3 separate regions of the Homo sapiens genome follow, and all the other regions are linked to region 2. Evidence: read pairs that join two places in POLR2A ChIA-PET (ENCODE). Cell type or tissue: PC-9. All regions are shown on one strand. Each heading gives the region's core, and the rest is flanking DNA. Links, peaks and the distances in the headings are about the cores only.

Region 1 (6,099 bases), core at 986-4,985, 530 kb after region 2:
GGACTAGGCATGCTCAGCCCCGCTCCTGTCCTTCAACAAAAGCAGCCCAGGCTCCTCGTGGCAACCAGAACCCTGTGAACTTCTTCTCCCTCCCGCAAGAGGCCGCTTCCCGCTCACCTCGGCTCACCCCGCAGCTGGGAGCCAGCGTCCCATCCGCACAGGTGCACAGGTTGGGCTGGGAGCAGAAGCCTTCACCGCAGGCGCGCCTACAGATGGCTGGATGAGTGCAGCGGGTGGCAGTCAAGACCAGGACCGAGCCTGGGCCGTCCCTGCTCCATTGGTGTCCGGGCTGGCCGGAACACCTCAGTGGACGCTGCTGGTCATCTGCATCCCCGGCTCTGCTCATAGCACACCCCACCCCTGTTTTCATGGGATGTCCCCCCACTCTCGGGCTGGGCTGGGCAGGGTGTGTGACCCAGGCTGTGGGTTGGGGACTCTGCTAGAGCCATGGGGAGAGAATGCTCTTTGGGCCAGAGCTGCTGAGCTGTGAGGACAGAGCTGGAGGTGCTGGGGTCCTGGATACTGAGGTTGGGTGTCTCCTGGGAAGTGGAGTCAGATTCCAGAGACAGAAACAGAAAGAGAGGGTGAGGCCAGAGAGAGACAAACAGAGAGAGACTCAGAGAAACAGAGAGAGAGAGAATCAGTTAGATAGAGAGACAGTAACCAACAGAGAGAGGCCAGGTGCAGTGGCTCACACCTGGAATCCTAGCACTTTGGGAGGCTGAGATGGGAAAATCGCTTGAGGCCAGAGTTTGAGACCAGCCTGAGCAACACAGAGACCCCCATCTCTAAAAATAATAATAATAAAGAAAAGAAACCAACAGAGAGAGACATGAGCAGAGATGAATAGAGAGAGGCAGAGACAAAGCAAGGGAACCAGAGAGACAGACAGACACAAGGAGGTTGTAGGGCAAAGGAAATGAACATGGCAGGTTGGCCTGGAACCCTGAGGACAGACGCAGATGCAAGGGCCATTCCTGTGGTTCAGCCAGAGGTCCCTGGCTAAGTCCCCGTGTAAACAGAGCTGAACCTGCAGGCAGGTAAGAGTGTCCCCGGCCTGTGCCCCCCCACCTCCAGACGGCGGTAGCACTCACGTACGACACACTGGCTCCTGCCAGGGAATGTCCTCCAGCCTGGACAGCAGTAGGCATGGAACCGGGAGCCGCACACATTCGGCCTTCGGGGACAGCGAGATGGGTCTGGTGAGCCCCTGCCCGTGTGGACATCCCCCCGGGTATTCCGCTGGCCCCAGGACAGCCCAATCCACACCGAAGGGGTCTCCCAGCATCCCAGGTACCACGCACCCCTGCAAGATGCCTGGGCTGCCCCGCCTCCGCACACGTCCAGGACCTGCAGCCTCCAAGGCCCCGTCCCAGCGGCCTTGGCCACCTGCCATGCACAACAGGGCCGACCAGGCCAGCAGGAGCCGGGCCAGGGGGCCCCTTGCCAAATACAGACCCTCCAGAGTCATGGCGTGTCCCCTGGAGGCTGCGGAGAGGAAGCAGAGTCAGCCCTAGATGAGCCCCCCACCCTAGCCATGGGGGACCCAACACAACGAGGAGGGCAGGGTGGTTGCCAAATGGGGCAGCCCCGGGGCCTCTGGGAGCCCAAGGAGGCATCCAGCCCCAACCGGGAAGCGGTGAACAGTCAGAGGAGGCTTCCTGGAGGAGGTGTGATGTTAGAGAAGGGTCTTGGGGCTGAGGGTGCACAGCCAAGGCAAGACGGGAGTGGGAAGTGGAAGGGAGGGGAGAGAGGGCCAGGTGGGGCCAGGTGGGGCCAGGCGTTGCAGGAGTGGGCATAGCAGTGTCATGCAGCTTTTGCTCATTCGTCAAGGACAATGAAGAGCCCTTGAAAAGCTTTGAGTGGGAGGAGCAAGGTCAGAAATGCATGTTAGGTGGTGTGGGGAAGGGCAGCAGGGTCCCGGGGGGGAAACAGGGTGTCAGAAGGCTGGGGGCTGTCCAGATGGGAGAGAGAGGAGAGGAATGGGAGGCTCATGTCGTGGGAGGTGGAGGGCATTGAGGAGATTCCCAAAGTTCTAGCTGGGACGGTGGAGCCCAGAGAGCGTCCAGGGTAGGAGGAAGATGGTAAGTCGTGGAAGGCAACAACCCCACTGTCCCTCTGTGACACAGATACCCCCACTCCTGCAATGCCTGGCCCCACCTGGCCCTGTGTCCCCTCGCCTCCACATCCCACGCCGGTCTTGCCTGGGCTGTGCACCCTTAGCCGCAAGACCCTTTTCTAACATCACACCTCCTCCAGGAAGCCTCCTCTGACTGTTCACTGCTCCCAGGTCAGGGCTGGATGCCTCCCTGGGCAGGGGGCCCAGGCAGGGGCTGGAACTTCCCAATGCAGAGAGTAACCCTGTGCCCAGCAGGGAAGGGACCGCTTCTGTGCCCATTTCACAGATGCACAAACTAAGGCCATCACACCATGAGTGAGGGGCTAAGCCGGAGCTTAAGCCCACGAAGAGAAGAAGGAGGGGAAGAAGATCAGGAACGGAACTCGCTCCTGCCCCCCTTGGCTGGGTCTTTCCTGGGCCATGAAGGACGGGAGGGAGAAGACCGGGACAGGAGACGACCGTTTGGAGGGTGGAGGCAAAATACTTGAGGGAGAGAAGCCAGACCAAGTGGCCTTCCTGTTCCATTCAGGTTCCAGGGAGGAAAGGAACCGGCCCTAGGTGGAGAATGGGCGGGGAGCCCTGCTGTGTGGTCTTGGCCACGCCCCTCTCTGGGCCAACCTGGTTGTCCAAAGGCCCCGGAGAAGGGAGAGACCCCTGTCAACGTTGGAGGGTTGGCTGGCTGGAGAGGGGCGCCCTCTTTTTCTTCTCAGTTGTCCGGGTCAGTCCGCACTCTGAGGCTCCGTGGACTCCAAGCAGCCTCGGGGCTTGCAAGCCCTCCTCCCCCACTCCCTCCGCCCCAGCCCCCTGCCTCGGGTCGGGTGGGGGAATTAGGTGGGGGGAGTCTCTGGCCTGATTTGCCTCGGTCCCCCCTACACACCGCTGCTTCTGCGAGCCACACCCTGGAGTTTGTGGAATGAATGAGCAGAGAAGGCGCGCCCGGCACGGGGTGTGGAGGCTGAGGGCCAAACAGCGAGGGATACCAAGCTTCGCCGACGGGGAGGGGGCGCCCCCGGAGCCCGCGGGGCGCGATCTCCACCCGGCAGGGCCCCCGGCCGCGACCACGCTTGGCTCCGCCCTCACCTGTGGGGTCAGGGGCCCCGCGCCCCGGCCGAGCCCCTCCCGCCGGGTCCCCGCGCCCCCACTCCCCACTGCGGCGGGCGCCACTAGAAGGCGGAGAGGGGAGGGGGCTGGGCCCGGGGCTGCCCGGCTGCGAACAAAGGAATCCTCTCCCCCTCCCCCTGCCGGCCCCCCCGCCCCCGCCTTCTCCACCCTTCAGCGCCCGCGATCTCGCCCCGCCGCTGGCCCCGCGCCTTCACCTACCTGCGAGGCGGCGCGCGTGGAGGCGGGCACGGCAGGCGGACGCGCGGGACTCAGCGCTGCAGGGCGGGCTCCTGCGGCGCCGGGGACCCGGGGCGGGAACGCAAAGCCGAGAGGCCGACCCCGCCGCGTTCCCAGCCCAGAGCTGCCACTCGGGGGGGAGTTGGGGGCGGGAGGAGTTGGAGGAGGGCGCGTTTGCACCTCTTAGCTCCCGGGGCGGGGACGGGGGGCTCCGATCCGGGGCGGGGAGAGAGGCTGCGGCTCGGGGGAGGGTCCGGGGCTCCGAGTGAAAAACTCCGATGGACTGGAGGGATGTGAGGGCGGGCTGGGGGCGCCTAGTAGGGGCTGCCGGGGCCGCGTTTTCGGATCGAGACTAAGGTGGAGGTGGGGCTCTGACTTTTGGAGGGCCTGGACGACAGCCTGGGCAGAGAAGTCCCGGGACTCACCTGGGCGGCCCTCTCAGGGCCTCCCAAGCCGCCACCCCCTCCCTCGAGCAAGGAGAATTGCGAGAGTGACGTTGGAAACTCACCTGGCTCTTGGAGCCTGGATTCTTAACTAGGCTGAGATCAGGGGCCCCTAAATATGTTGACAAAACATTGGGCAAAGCTGTATTTCCCAGGGAGAAGGGCCCAGGTTTTTCATCTGGTTCTCAAAATGAAGAGGTTAACAATTCAAACGGTGTAAACTTTCAAATCTCTTTGAACCTGTTTGTCCACCTACCAAAGGGACCAGACAAGAATTTTGGCTCCCTATCTGTTGTCAGTACTCCAAACAAAAATTTCTAGGCTTTTCCACTACCTTCATACCTTTGAGAATAGACCCTTAACATGGGGATCTGTCAGAAGCTGTGCGTTGGGCCTGAAGCTGTTACTCCATCCAGCAAACTCCTACGCATCTGTCAAAGTCCAGTTCAAAAATTCCCTCCCTATCCGCAAATTGTGAGTTTACTCTATTGAACTCCCAAAGCTGATTGTGCTGAATATCCCCCCACCACAGTACTTCCGGAATCTAATAAATAAGTAAGCCCAGTGGGCTTGAAACCAGGAGTTCGAGACTAACCTGGGTAACATAGTGAGACCCCATCTCTAAAAAAAAAAAAAAAAAAAAAATTAAAAAGAATTAGCCAGGCCTGGTGGCATGCATCTATAGTCCCAGCTACTCAGGAGGCTGAGGCAGGAGGACTGCTTCAGCCTAGGAGGTTGAGGCTGCAGTGAGTTATGATTGTGCCACTGCACTCCAGCCTGGGCAACTGAGCAAGACCCTATCTCCAAAAATTGGAGACCCTGTCTCCATTCCGGAAGTGCTATGGTGGGAGTATATTCAGCAAGTCAGCTTTGGGAGTTCAATAGGGTAAACTCACAATTTGCAGGGAGGGAGAGGATTTTGTTTATGTTTTGTTTTGTTTGTTTTTTGAGACAAAGTCTTGCCCTGTCACCCAGGCTGGAGTGCAATGGCACGATCTTGGCTCACTACAACCTCCACCTCCCAGGTTCAAGCAATTCTCCTGCTTCAGCCTTCCGAGTAGCTGGGATTACGGGCTTGTGCCATCATGCCCGGTAAATTTTTTGTATCTTTAGTAGAGACGGGGATTCACCATGTTGGCCAGGCTGGTCTCGAACTCCTAACATCGTGATCCACCTGCCTCGGCCTCCCAAAGTGCTGAGATTACAGGCGTGAGCCACCGAGTCTGGCCCAGAAGGGGATTTTTGAAGTAGGTTTTGACAGTTGCATAGGAGTTTGCTGGAGGAAACAGAACAGGCAAAGGCCTGGAGAAGGAGAGAACTTAGAACAAACATGCCTGGATGGAGTGAGGTTGGAACTTTAGGAGAGAGGAGAAGGGGAGGGAGCAAGAGGAAAGCAGGAAACATAAGAAGAGGCTAGAAGCACCGAGGAGCCCTCAGCAGGCTCCCCCCCCACCTCTGAGGGGAGACACGGTGGACTCACAGAAAGGGGAGGTTCTCCCAAGGCTCCACTTCCAGGTCTTAGACTGTGTCCGGGGAGCATTGAGGGCCCCAGGGCTGGGCTCGGGGAGCATGGGACAGACGCCGACTTCAGGGACAAGATCCAGTCATCCTGGCCAAGGGAGGGGCCCGTGGACCCTGTGAGAAGGGTCAGGTGGGGTGCTGGGGCATGGGGAGGGTGGACTGGGGAGGGAACCCCAGGATGGAGGTGGCCCAGCAGAGACAGGGGGGTGGGGTTCCTGTTGGAGGGTGGGCCCAGGGGCTATTGTGGACAAACCAGTTTCCCCGGCCACCTTGGACACCTCTTTCCAGGCTCCTCTGCCAAGGTCCACCCAGATTTGTTCTGCAACAAATGAATCTTACATGGGCACGGGGACAAGCACCGGGTGCCCTAGAAGCAGCCCAGCATAGGTGCAAAAGGTGGGGAGAGATTGTCCCATCCCAGGGACACTGCACAGCCACTGTTGCCATGGCTAAGTCTGGAGGAGGGCTTTCCTGGAAGAACTGTGGGCCAGGGAGCGACTCAGTCCTAGAAGTCTCCCTACCTGCCCTCCAGAAGAGAGGGGAGAAGGAAGCCGGAGGGTGTGGCAAGACCAGGATGTGGAGCTGTTGGAAGTCACCGCAACTGAAGTGCTCGAAAACGGCAGATAGTGGGCATTGGTTGTTCACAGCCCCCAACCCAAGCTACTGTCCACACCGCGT
Region 2 (6,099 bases), core at 627-4,626:
GGGCGGTATGGCTCGAGTTTATGGATACGCCATGAAGAGATGGAGGGACGCGTGTGGGCACGTGTGCATGGGGCATAGTCTGTACCTGGCAGACAGGACTCAAGCATGTGCCTCAGTGCACTTGAGTGCCAGGTGTTCCTGTGGGAGGAGGACAGCACGGGGCACTGCATGGACTTGGGAGGGTGTGCAGTGTATACCGCCTCCTCTGCAGTGTGTGTGGCCCGCCTTTTTTTTTTTTTTTTTTTTTTTTGTTTTTTTGAGAGGGAGTCTTGCTGTGTCGCCCAGGCTGGAGTGCAGTGGCGCAATCTTGGCTCACGGCAACCTCCGCCCCCTGGGTGCAAGTGATTCTCGTGCCTCAGCCTCCTGAGTAGCTGGGGTTACCCGTGCCTGTAGAGACGGTGTTTCACCATGTTGGCCAGGCTGGCCTCGAACTCCCGACCTCAAGTGATCTGCCCGCTTTGGCCTCCCGAAGTGCTGGGATTACAGGCATGAGCCACGATGCCCAGCCGTGGCCCTTATTTTCCTTGGCCCCTCTGCACATAGGGAAGCTTCCCATCTCTGACCCCACCTCCATCCCATCCTGACCCCACCTCCATCCCATCCTTCTCCCACTGCAGGGCTCCCTCCCCGTCAGGTCTCATGTCCCCAAGCCGCCTGCCTGGAAGCCGCGAACGGGACTGGGAAAATGGCAGCAATGCCTCCTCCCCAGCGTCAGTGCCCGAGTACACAGGTAAGCAGGGGCTCTGGGTGATGTGAGGAGCAACAGGCACCCTCCTCCACAGCCCCTGCTCATTCCTGCTGCCCCCCACCCCCTCCCACTGCCTCACCCTCTAGGTCCACGGCTGTACAAAGAACCCAGCGCCAAGTCCAACAAGTTCATCATCCACAATGCCCTATCACACTGCTGCCTGGCGGGCAAGGTGAACGAACCGCAGAAGAATCGCATTCTGGAGGTGAGCCCGCCCACACGTGGGAGTTGGGGGCTGGTGGGTGGGTGGGTGGCCTGACTTGGCCAGCTGACCATTTCCAGCACTCCTGCCCAGGAAATTGAGAAAAGCAAGGCCAACCACTTCCTGATCCTCTTTCGCGACTCGAGCTGCCAGTTCCGGGCGCTCTACACGCTGTCGGGGGAGACAGAGGAGCTGTCGCGGCTGGCAGGGTATGGGCCCCGGACCGTCACGCCCGCCATGGTGGAAGGCATCTACAAGTACAACTCGGACCGCAAGCGCTTCACCCAGATCCCCGCCAAGACCATGTCCATGAGCGTCGATGCCTTCACCATCCAGGGACACCTCTGGCAGGGCAAGAAACCCACCACTCCCAAGAAGGGCGGCGGCACCCCCAAATAGCCCCACCCGGGCGGTCCACGGGCCGGGCCCTGTGTGCTGCGGCCGCCATCCCCTGGAGGACAGTCAGTCGGTATTCCTGGGTCCTGTCTGTCCCCAACCGTGTCTGGGTGGGGCTGGAGTCTCCACCCTCTGACTTTGAGTCCAGTCCTGCTGTGGGGGCTGAGCTGGGAGGTTCAGGGACTCAGGGCTCAGCTCAGTCCCCTTGTCTGTCCTCCCCCACTTCTTGAATAAAATAATTTAAAGAGAAGTTGAACCTTGTCCCCCCCTCCGAGGCTGGCCGGGGTCCCACACTCCCTGGCTGTGTTTTTAGTCTCCTGTTCTTTCTCAAACCAACTCCTGTCTTCAACCCCCATAATCCCCTAATGCAGCTTCAGCCAGGGCACTCCCAGCCCCCAGCCAGGGCTGTTTCGAAGCTGCCTCTGAACTGATCTCTCAGGCTCGAGGTGTCCCACTGGCCCTTCCTGTGGCCTTGGCCACCCCCGCTTGCTGGATTCTCCTGGTCTGTGTGGCTGTTGTTACTGGCCCTAACCAGCGTTTGGCATGGGGCCAACTTCTAACTTGATCTTGTCTCCCCTGGCCAGCCTGGTGTTTCCAGGCCTGGCATCTACCTCTGGGCCAGTGATTCCAGGTTTCTCTGAGATCTGTGTTTGACAATCCAGTTGCCCCCTGCCATTGCCTGGGTGTCTCTCTCAGATGCAAGGCCTGCCCTGCAACCCAGGCTGGCACTGGCTTCCCAGCTGCCGCCCAGTTCTACACAGCTCAGCCCTCCCCTCCTGTCTCACTCGCTTCTCTCCAGCCCTGTCACCTCCCTGCAAAGTCCAAGCCAATGGCCTGGGCCTCCCCATGTCCCCAGCTGCCTCCTGCCCACACAGCAGCCTGTGTGACCCGTTCGAAGCACAAATCTGATTATATCCCTTGATACTTAAAACCCCTTAATAGCCTACAGCCCGCTAATGGCTTCCCAGGCTTAGGACTAAGGACCACGCCCTGGTCCTGGGCCGTGCACAAGGTCTGGCGCCTGGCCCCCGTCCAGGCACAGAAACGCGTTACTAATCAGTTCCCAGAGCTGGGCCAGAGCCTGCCTGACTCCAAGACTTGAGGGCAAGGGCCAGTCCCTAGTGGGGAACAGACAGTGGGTGCCACCCCAGGGAGGCGGCAGCTGCCTGGGGCCACAGAAGGGCTCTGAGAGGCAGGGGCTGGCGAGACCTGGGCAGCCAGGGGCTGGATTGCCCTTCCCAGGCTACAGAGGCTCAAGGAAGTTTCCGGGCAGGACCCACTCCAAGGCCCCAGGCAGCGGAGGGACTGGCCTCTCGAGTCCAGAACTGGCTCTGCGGGGTGAGGCCGGGCAGTATCTGGCCTGGGGCCCAGCCGCCCCACCTCCCACAGCAGCCAATCCCGGCCCAGGGCCAGGCACTCCTGAGCTGTACTCCCTCGGGCACCTGGGCAGCAGGAAGGAGGCTCAGACCATGATGTACAAACGTAGCTGTATTGGGGAGGGGGTGGGGAGGGGGGATGGGGGAGGGACGGGTCAGTCTTCCTTCAGGCTCCCAAACACTGCGGCTGGCACGCTCTGCTGCTCCAGCCGAACCTCTGTGGGGAAGGCGGGAGCCAGTCACCCTCCTGGCGTTGGCCTGTCCCCCGAGGCCCACCCTGGTAATGCCACCGTCCCCGCCCCAGCCGGGCCCTCACCGTTGGGCTCCAGGTCCATCTCGTCCTCGTCCTCGTCCTCGCCCAGCTGGATCTCCTCGGGGTTGACCTGCTGTGCCAGCTCTGCCAGCTCCTCCCGGGAGGCGTCACTCCTAGGGACGGGCCATGCTGCCTCAGTTCCCCACCCCGGGCCCCCTTGGGACCTGTCCCAGTCCTGTCCCGTCCAAGGATCCGCCCTCACCTCACGAACAGGATCTTGCTCTGGGCGCGCAAGGGCTGGTCACGCTCCGCCTCAGCCGCCAGCTGCTCTGCCCGCTGTTCCAGCAGCTTCATGTCGTCCATGCCACTCTGCCCAGGGGCCAGGTCAGACACTAGGGGGTGGGAGCAGGGGGTCAGCGCCACGGGGGCCCCTCCCACACATCGGACGTTGCACTATCCCAGTCCCCCAGGTGATGGCCCAGCCCTCAAGGAGATTGCCATCAGGATCCGAGGCTCCCAGACCCGGAAAGCCCAGGTCAGGCCGGGCTGAGATGCCCTGGATCAGGAACTCAGCCAGCTGGGACGGCTCACCGGTGCCCGTGGCACTGCCCGAGACCTTGAGCATCTGCGAGGCCATGAAGTTGACCTGCGTGTTGTACGTGGCCTGCACGCTGCGCCGGATACGCAGCATTTCCTTGATGGTGTCCTCATTGCCATGCCGGACCTCAAAGTCCTTCCACGTCTGCCAGAACGCGCCGGTCGTCTGCGTGGGGGGCAGGGCAGGGGTGGGTGTGTGTGCCCGTGAGCTGGCTGACTCCGCCGCAGCCCCCAACCCTGATACCCGTCCCTCCCCACAGCCCTACCCGGGGGTCACAGATCTGGGAGCAGAAGCTGTAGATGGCCCGGGCGCGGTCAATCTCCCCGAGCTTGCACTCCATGTCTGCAAACCGCAGGCACATCTCACGCGCGTGCTCGTCCGACAGCACCTGGACACCGGGGTTGGGGAGGCCGGGAGTGAGGCCGGGGTAGCTCGGGGGCTCCCAACACACCATGGCCATCCCTGTGCTTCCAGAAGGCTCCTCCTCAGCCCCTCCCACCTGCCTGGACCCCTTCCGTCTGCTCAGGGACCTCTGGCCCCGGCCCAGCCCCCCACGGTGGGTACCTCAATGGCCTTCTGGTAGATGCCGCGGGTGTGGGTGACCCCATAGATCTCGGCCGCCCGCTTGATGTAGATGTTGAACATGTCATACTGCTGGGCGGGCTCCACGGCCCTGGTGGCACGCTCGTACACGGCCATGGCATGCCGGGCCAGGCCCCACTCCTCCTCCAGCTGTGCGTACAGCAGGTACAAGGCTGGGCGGGGTAGGCGGGGAGAGGGGAGCACGGTCAGCCGGGGCCAGTCAGAAACCCAGCCCGCCCGCCACCCCCCCCATGCCCTCTGCCCGCCTCACTCTTGGCATATTTTGGGGGGCAGCCGTCCAGAGCCTGTTCAAACAGGTCCCGTGCCCGCTCCAGCTTGCGGCCCCCATAGCGGGCAATGAATTTGGTCAGGTAGGTGCTCCAGATGTCGGACACGTTGGGCCACTTGAACAGCGAGATGCCGCGCTCGTACGCCTGTTACCAGAGGGAGAGTCACATGTGAGAGTCTGCAGATAGAGACCACCAGGCACCCGGGATGTCCTTGGGTGGCGTCTGTAGGGAGCCTGCCAGGAACTCCCTTGGGGCCCTTCCCTGTCCACGCCTCCCTGTCCCTAATGGCAGTTGTGGGGGTCTGTCCTCTGCACTGTCTCCCTCTGTGAGAACCCCAAGAACAGGGGTGCAATGGGACCTGCTAAGCACAGTCTGGCCCCATAGGAGGTGACATGATGGGTGAAGGTGGGTGGCTCCCCAGCTCCGCTGACGCTGGCTGCCTGTCCCCAGGGAGAAGGCCGCACCCCCTGACAGAGGGGCAGGCAGTAGCACGCGTATGCATGTACGACCTCCCCATTTGTGTATCTGTATAATGCCCACACGATCCATAGAAACACACACTCAAACATGACTGCTCCGGCCGCGGGACATGGCCTTCCCACGGACACGCAACCCACCCCCTGGACCCCACAACCCGTCTCCTGAGCAGCGGGGCAGGGAGAGCCCGCACACACTGGCACCAACACCCTCCCCATGAGTCATGGGTGCACGTGGAAGTAGGATTCTGTGCCTGCTATGGAATGAACTGTGCCCCCCTCAAAACATTCATATGCTCAAATCTTAACCCCCAGTACCTCAGAAAGTAGATTCGTTTGAAGATGAGATCACTAAGTTAAACTGAGGTCGTTAGGGGCCACCTAATCCATTATGACTGATGTCCTTTATAAGAAGAGGAAATTTCAAAAGTGACACACACAAAGAGAAGGCCACACAAAGACATAGGGAGAAGGCGGCTGTCTGTAAGCTAAGGAGAGAGGCCTCAGGAGGAACCAGCCCTGCCCATGCCTCGATCCTGGACTTCCAGCCTCCAGGACGGGGAGAAGCTAAATCTTTGTTGTTTAAGTCACCCAGTCTGTATACTGTGTCACACAAGCCCCAGCAGATTCGTAAGTTGCTGAGGACCCCTGGGGAGGGGACACTGCCATCAGGGGCCTCTGGGTCCACCCTAGCCCCTCACCTTGAAGCTCTCCTCGAAGTACTTGTGCTCCTCCAGGAACATGGCATAGTTGATGACGATCTGGGGTGTTGCGATACGCAGGTCCAGGATGCGGTCGTACACGGCCTTGGTGGACTGCAGGGGTGGGGATGGGAAAGGTTGGAGCTGGTTCTGGAGCTGAGTCCGGGGCCCCGTCCCTCCCCAGCCACAGGCAGCTCACCTGGAAGGTGCCGAGGCTCTCCTCCAGGTCGGCGAGCATGGACCAGACCTTCAGTGACTTGTACACGCGGTTCTGCACGGGCTCTGAACCATCAAAGTACTCGGCCCGGCGGGCAGGCAGCGCCGTGGCCTTCTGCAGGGGCAGACAGTGGCCGGGGAGGCGCTCAGGGGCTGTCCCTGGCCCTTGCCCTACAACCTGCAGCCCCCACCCCACAGCCTGGGCCTGTTCTCACTCGCAGCAGCCGCAAGGCCTCATCGTAGTTCTCGTGTCGGAGCTCC
Region 3 (4,787 bases), core at 788-4,787, 110 kb before region 2:
TGGTAGGGATGGGGTTTCACCGTATTGATCAGGCTGGTCTTGAACTCCTGACCTCAGGTGATCCACCTGCCTTGGCCTCTCAAAGTGCTGGGATTACAGGCATGAGCCACCACACCTGGCTGTATTTTTAAATTTATCATTATTTTTTAGAGATGAGGGTCTTACTATGTTGCCCAAGCTGGTCTCCAGCTCAAGATGGGCTCAAGCCCATCTTTGCACTTCAGCCACCTGAATAGCTGGGATTACAGGCATGGGCCATTGCACCTGGCTTTTAGTATAATTTATTTTATTTTTATTTTTATCTTTTGGTGTTTGCCAGACAGCTCTCAGTCTACACTGTTCAGAATGGCCCAGCTCCCCTTCCCAGGCAAGAAATAGAATTCCTTCCAGAGGGCTTGAGATGGCAGGGAATCTCAATCTCTCTCTCTCTCCCCCCATCCCCCTTGCCTATCCTAAGGGGGCCCCAACACCCTCAAGTGGGACTACACGAGACAAGATGGGACTTCCTACCAAAGACAGTTCCAGGCCCTGCCAGGCCCACCTGCCTTGAGGTGTAAGAGGGTAAATTGAGGCTGTGTTGGGGCTGCAGGCGGGGGCAGAATTGGGGGCTGGGTGGTTTGGGCCTTCCTATCCCTGTCTGCCCACAGGCCTCCTCCGGAGTGGAGCTGGGAGACTGCAAGATCAGCTATGGATCAACGTGTTCGGAGCAGAAACAGGCCTACAGGCCCCAGGATCTGCCTGAAGATAGGTATAAAGGGGCCACTGCGGGCACGGTGGCTCATGCCTGTAATCCCAGCACTTTGGGAGGCTGAGGCAGACAGATCATGAGGTCAGGAGCTCGAGACCAGCCTGGCCAATATGGTGAAACCCTGTCTCTACTAAAAATACAACAATTAGCCGGGTGTGGTGGTGGGCGCCTGTAATCCCAGTTACTCCGGAGGCTGAGGCAGGAGAATCGCCTGAACCCGGGAGGCGGAGGCTGCAGTGAGCCAAGATTGCACCACTGCACTCCAGCCTGTTCGACAGAGCAAGACTCCATCTCAAAAAAAAAAAAAAAGTGGGGGACGAGGGGGCACTGCCTTCCCACCCAGATGGGACAACTGGCTTTCAGTAGCATGTGGTATTTGCCCCTTAGGGCTTTAGGGCCCATACTCTGCCTCTGAGGTCTCTGTCACTGGTAGCCAAGGTGCACTATTGTGCCAGATCTCTCATTATCAGAGCCCCACAGCTTGGTCATTAGGAAACCCTGCTCCCCTCCCTCTTTCTGGGGGTTGCAAGGCCCCAGATGGATCCACTTTAGCTTCTTCTTCTTCTTTTTTTTTTTCTTTTTTTTTTTTTGAGACGTAGTCTCGCTCTGTTGCCCAGGCTTGAGTGCAGTGGCACAATCTCAGCTCACTGCAACCTCCGCCTCCCGGGTTCAAGCAATTCTCCTGCCTCAGCCTACCGAGTAGCTGGAATTACAGGCATGTGCCACCATGCCCGGCTAATTTTGTATTTTTAGTAGAGATGGGGTTTCACCATTTTTGCCAATCTGTTCTCAAAAGCCTGACCTCAGGTGATCCACCCACCTCAGCCTCCCAAAGTGCTGAGATTACAGGGGTGGGCCACCATGCCCAGCCCACTTTACCTTATTCTTGATGGAATAATACACTACGTACAGGTATGACAAGGCCCAGGCCACAGCCCACATCCACTGTGTAAATATCCGTCCTGGTGACGGCCTCTTCCGCGACAGGACCACCAAGGCCGAGCACTTCTATGCCAGGGAGCCAGGTGAGAGCCTGAGGCCCGCCCCGTCCCGCCTCCCACCGCAGCCTCCCAGGGCAGCTCTGCACCTGTTCCGCTTCTGGCAGAGCCTTTTGTTCTTCACCACGATCAGACTCCGGAGTCGCACATCCTGAAAGGAAATTGGTGCCCCGGCCCCGGCAGTCTGGACACCTTCATGCAGTACTTCTACGGCCAGGTGAGCAGGAAGAGCGAAAAGGCGGCAGGGAAAAGGGCTTCCCAGACAGAGCAAATAGCAGGTGCAGAAGTCCCAAAGTGGGAGTGAGCTTGATATGTATGCAGGAATCTCCTGGATGTACTTGAGTGATCTAGGGCGAGTCACTTAACCACTCCGATCCTCCTCCGTGGCTCCTTCTGTAAAATGAGATAAGAGTACCAACTCCCAGTGCTACCAGGTGGGGCCCAGAAGGGGTGAGGGAGCTGTCCAAGGTCACACAGAGCCCACCTCCTCCCTCCCCCCCGGGCCCGGGGACCTCTCGGACGCCGGAGCTTTCAAATGCCATGTGGTCCTACAGCCGCCACCCCCGACCCAGCCACCCAGCCGCCACGTGCCTCATGAGAAATTGCAGAGTCATGTGACCCTAGGGGAGCCAAAGCTACTCAAACGCTTCTTCAAGACCACCATGGGCTCGGACTACTGCCCTTCAGAGTGGAGACAGGTGCAGAAAGCGCCCAACCTCCACTTGCAGCAAAGCTACCTGCCGCGGGGCACGGGCGGTGAGCGCTCCCGGGAAGCCCCGCCCCATGGAGCCCCGCCCCGGGAAGCCCCACCCCCGAAAGCCCCGCCCCCATGGAGCCCCTCCCCATGGAGCCCCGCCCCCACGGAGCCCCGTCCCGGGAAGCCCAGCCCTGGAAGCCTCGCCCTTGCCACTGCTCTGGCCCCGCCCCTAACCAGCCCTCCCCTCCCCCGGCTTCATCCCCTGAAAGGCTAAATCCCACCCCCAATTGACCAGAACCCCAACTCTGCTCCTGGATAATCCCGCCCCTTCATGGCCATGCCTCTCCCCTTCATAACTCCATCCTTCTGGACACGGCCCTGCCCCTTCTCCATCCTCTCTTATCCAGTCTTAACTCCTCTTCCATTGTCAGACTCTGGCTCCGCCCCTGACCCGCTAGCCTGCCCTGCCTGGCCCTGCCCACAGACTCATCTGGCCCGGCCCCGCCCCTGACCTTCTTAGCCCTATGCCCTAGCTCTGGGTTCCTCCCCTAGCTCCTCCGTCCTCCTCCAGCTCCTCCCTCTTCCCAAGCTCCTCCCCCTTTCTCTGGCTCCTTCCTTTGTCCCAGCTCCTCCCTCTTTCCCAGTTCCTCCCTCTTCCCCAGCTCCTCTCTCCTCCCCTGGCTCCTTCCTCCTCCCCCACCTCCTCCCTCTTCCCCAGCGCCTACCTCTTTCCCAGCTCCTCCCTCTTTCCCAGCTCCTCCCCCTTCCTCTGGCTTCTCCCTCCTTCTTTGGCTCCTCCCTCCCCCCTCTCCTAATCCATTTTTCTCCCCTGGTCAACTTCAGCGCTGGCCTGGGCTTGGCTCTTGAACCCTTCCCTTGAACTTCACCACACCCTCAGCCCCGCCTCGGCCCACAGCCCTCACTCAGCCTCCCCAACCTGAATCTCCAGAATTCGATTTTTTAACCATGAACCAGAAGATGCTGAAGCCACACAGAACACCTCCGGCCCCGGTGACTGAAGAGATGCTACAGCGGGTAAGGGAGGCGGAGGGGAGCCACCCATCATTAGGCAACCCCCACATTGGTGTAGAGTTATCTCAGGACGACTATGCTGTCACCCTGTCTCAGAGTTAGTGATCACCCAGGCTCGGGGGCATCTTAATATCCCTTCAGCCTGAAGATCATCCCTAGCTTGGCCGGGTGCAGTGGTTCACGCTTGTAATCCCAGCGCTTTGGGAGGCCGAAGCAGGCGGATCACCTGAAGTCAGGAGTTCGAGACCAGCCTGGCCAACATGGTGAAACCCCGTCTCTACTAAAAATACAAAAATTAGTCAGGCATGGTGGCGCATGCCTGTAATCCCAGCTACTAGGGAGGCTGAGACAGAATTGCTTGAACCAGGGAGGCAGAGGTTTCAGTGAGCCAAGATCGCACCATTGCACTCTGGGCTGGGCAACAGAGCAAGACTCTGCCTCAAAAAAAGGAAAAAAAAAAATAGAGGTCATCTCTAGCTCACCCCCCAGGGTCATGTCAAGGTCAGCTCAGGGGCATCTTTGCACCACCACCACTGTTATACCCAAGACGAGGGTTAATTCAGAGCCACCCAGGATCACCCCAGCCCTGGAGTCCTTCCAGGGACACCCCTGGTTTCTCTCCATCTTCTTATCCAGCTCCTCATTCAGCCCAGCCTGGGGCCCTTTTTGCCCACCTCTCCCCAGAGTTCAACCTCCCCAGCCTTTGATGCTCTGGCTCTGTCCCTAGGCGGCCCCACCTTACCCCAGGCTTCACCTTCTGAAGGGCTAAATCCCACCCCAAATTGACCAGAACCCCAACTCCGCCCCTGGACAATCCCGCCCCTTCGTGGCCAAGCCCCGCCCCTGCATAACTCCACCCTTCTGGCCATAGCCTCGCCCCTTTCCCTATCCTCTCTTACCCAGTCTTAACCATCCTCCTTGGTCAGACACTGGCTCCGCCCCGACCAGCTAGCCTGCCCTGCCTGGCCCCGCCCCCTGACTCATCAGGCCTGGAGATCCTGGGGTGGACAGGGTGGATCGGCCACCTCCCAGGCTGCCCTGCCAGGCTGTCCACCCTGTCTCCACAGTGCAAGTACAGCCACATGGAGCCCCCTCTGGGTGGACTGCGCTTCTTCTCAACACAATACAAGGACGAGTTTCCTTTCAAGTACCAGGGCCCAGCAGCCCTGAGACTGAAAAATCCTCAGGAGGGCTTCGTGCCCCTGGGCACGCCTCACCAGCGCGGCTGCAGGGAGAAGATAGACCCTCTGGTCCCCCAGCCCCCTATGTACCTGTGCCCCAGCCAGCAATAAATGCCATCTTGGCAACATTC

What was found. ChIA-PET counts read pairs that join two places held together with the same protein. Peaks named below come from ENCODE experiments on the same cell type or tissue, not always from the same donor. Only the 100,000 strongest peaks of a DNase experiment are listed, where the experiment ranks them.
Region 1: POLR2A ChIA-PET joins it to region 2 with 8 read pairs; 1 of 35 experiments calls an interaction of 5 or more read pairs at or near these places.
Region 3: POLR2A ChIA-PET joins it to region 2 with 5 read pairs; 2 of 35 experiments call an interaction of 5 or more read pairs at or near these places.

What each region holds. Positions count from the first base shown.
Region 1 is chr19:8,146,010-8,152,108 of GRCh38, forward strand. It overlaps FBN3 (fibrillin 3), which reads right to left and starts at 3,583. Exons shown (of 64, transcript NM_032447.5): 1 at 3,440-3,583; 2 at 1,305-1,488; 3 at 1,095-1,177; 4 at 118-216. The coding sequence starts at 1,471. RefSeq lists enhancers at 798-1,769, 1,770-2,740. In PC-9, for the core only: no CTCF peak of the experiment used is centred there; no DNase peak of the experiment used is centred there; H3K4me3 peaks cover 540 bases; H3K27me3 peaks cover 3,723 bases.
Region 2 is chr19:7,616,709-7,622,807 of GRCh38, forward strand. CAMSAP3 (calmodulin regulated spectrin associated protein family member 3) reads left to right here. Exons shown (of 17, transcript NM_020902.2): 15 at 618-730; 16 at 835-953; 17 at 1,044-1,596. The coding sequence ends at 1,349. It overlaps XAB2 (XPA binding protein 2), which reads right to left. Exons shown (of 19, transcript NM_020196.3): 10 at 6,054-6,099; 11 at 5,822-5,953; 12 at 5,623-5,736; 13 at 4,427-4,589; 14 at 4,138-4,328; 15 at 3,839-3,961; 16 at 3,567-3,738; 17 at 3,238-3,367; 18 at 3,039-3,148; 19 at 2,817-2,939. The coding sequence ends at 2,878. It overlaps MIR6792 (microRNA 6792), which reads left to right and starts at 731; the gene lies at 731-797. In PC-9, for the core only: no CTCF peak of the experiment used is centred there; DNase peaks (open chromatin) are centred at 1,883 and 2,683; H3K4me3 peaks cover 974 bases; H3K27ac peaks cover 2,038 bases.
Region 3 is chr19:7,503,664-7,508,450 of GRCh38, forward strand. It overlaps SAXO5 (stabilizer of axonemal microtubules 5), which reads left to right. Exons shown (of 9, transcript NM_198534.3): 3 at 458-561; 4 at 648-748; 5 at 1,661-1,773; 6 at 1,854-1,963; 7 at 2,301-2,502; 8 at 3,393-3,478; 9 at 4,543-4,787. The coding sequence ends at 4,767. Among named protein-coding and RNA genes, the nearest start is that of SAXO5, 8.5 kb to the left of the region's middle. RefSeq lists a silencer at 2,888-2,967 and an enhancer at 4,280-4,574. In PC-9, for the core only: no CTCF peak of the experiment used is centred there; DNase peaks (open chromatin) are centred at 1,907, 2,928 and 4,448; H3K4me3 peaks cover 1,097 bases; H3K27ac peaks cover 877 bases.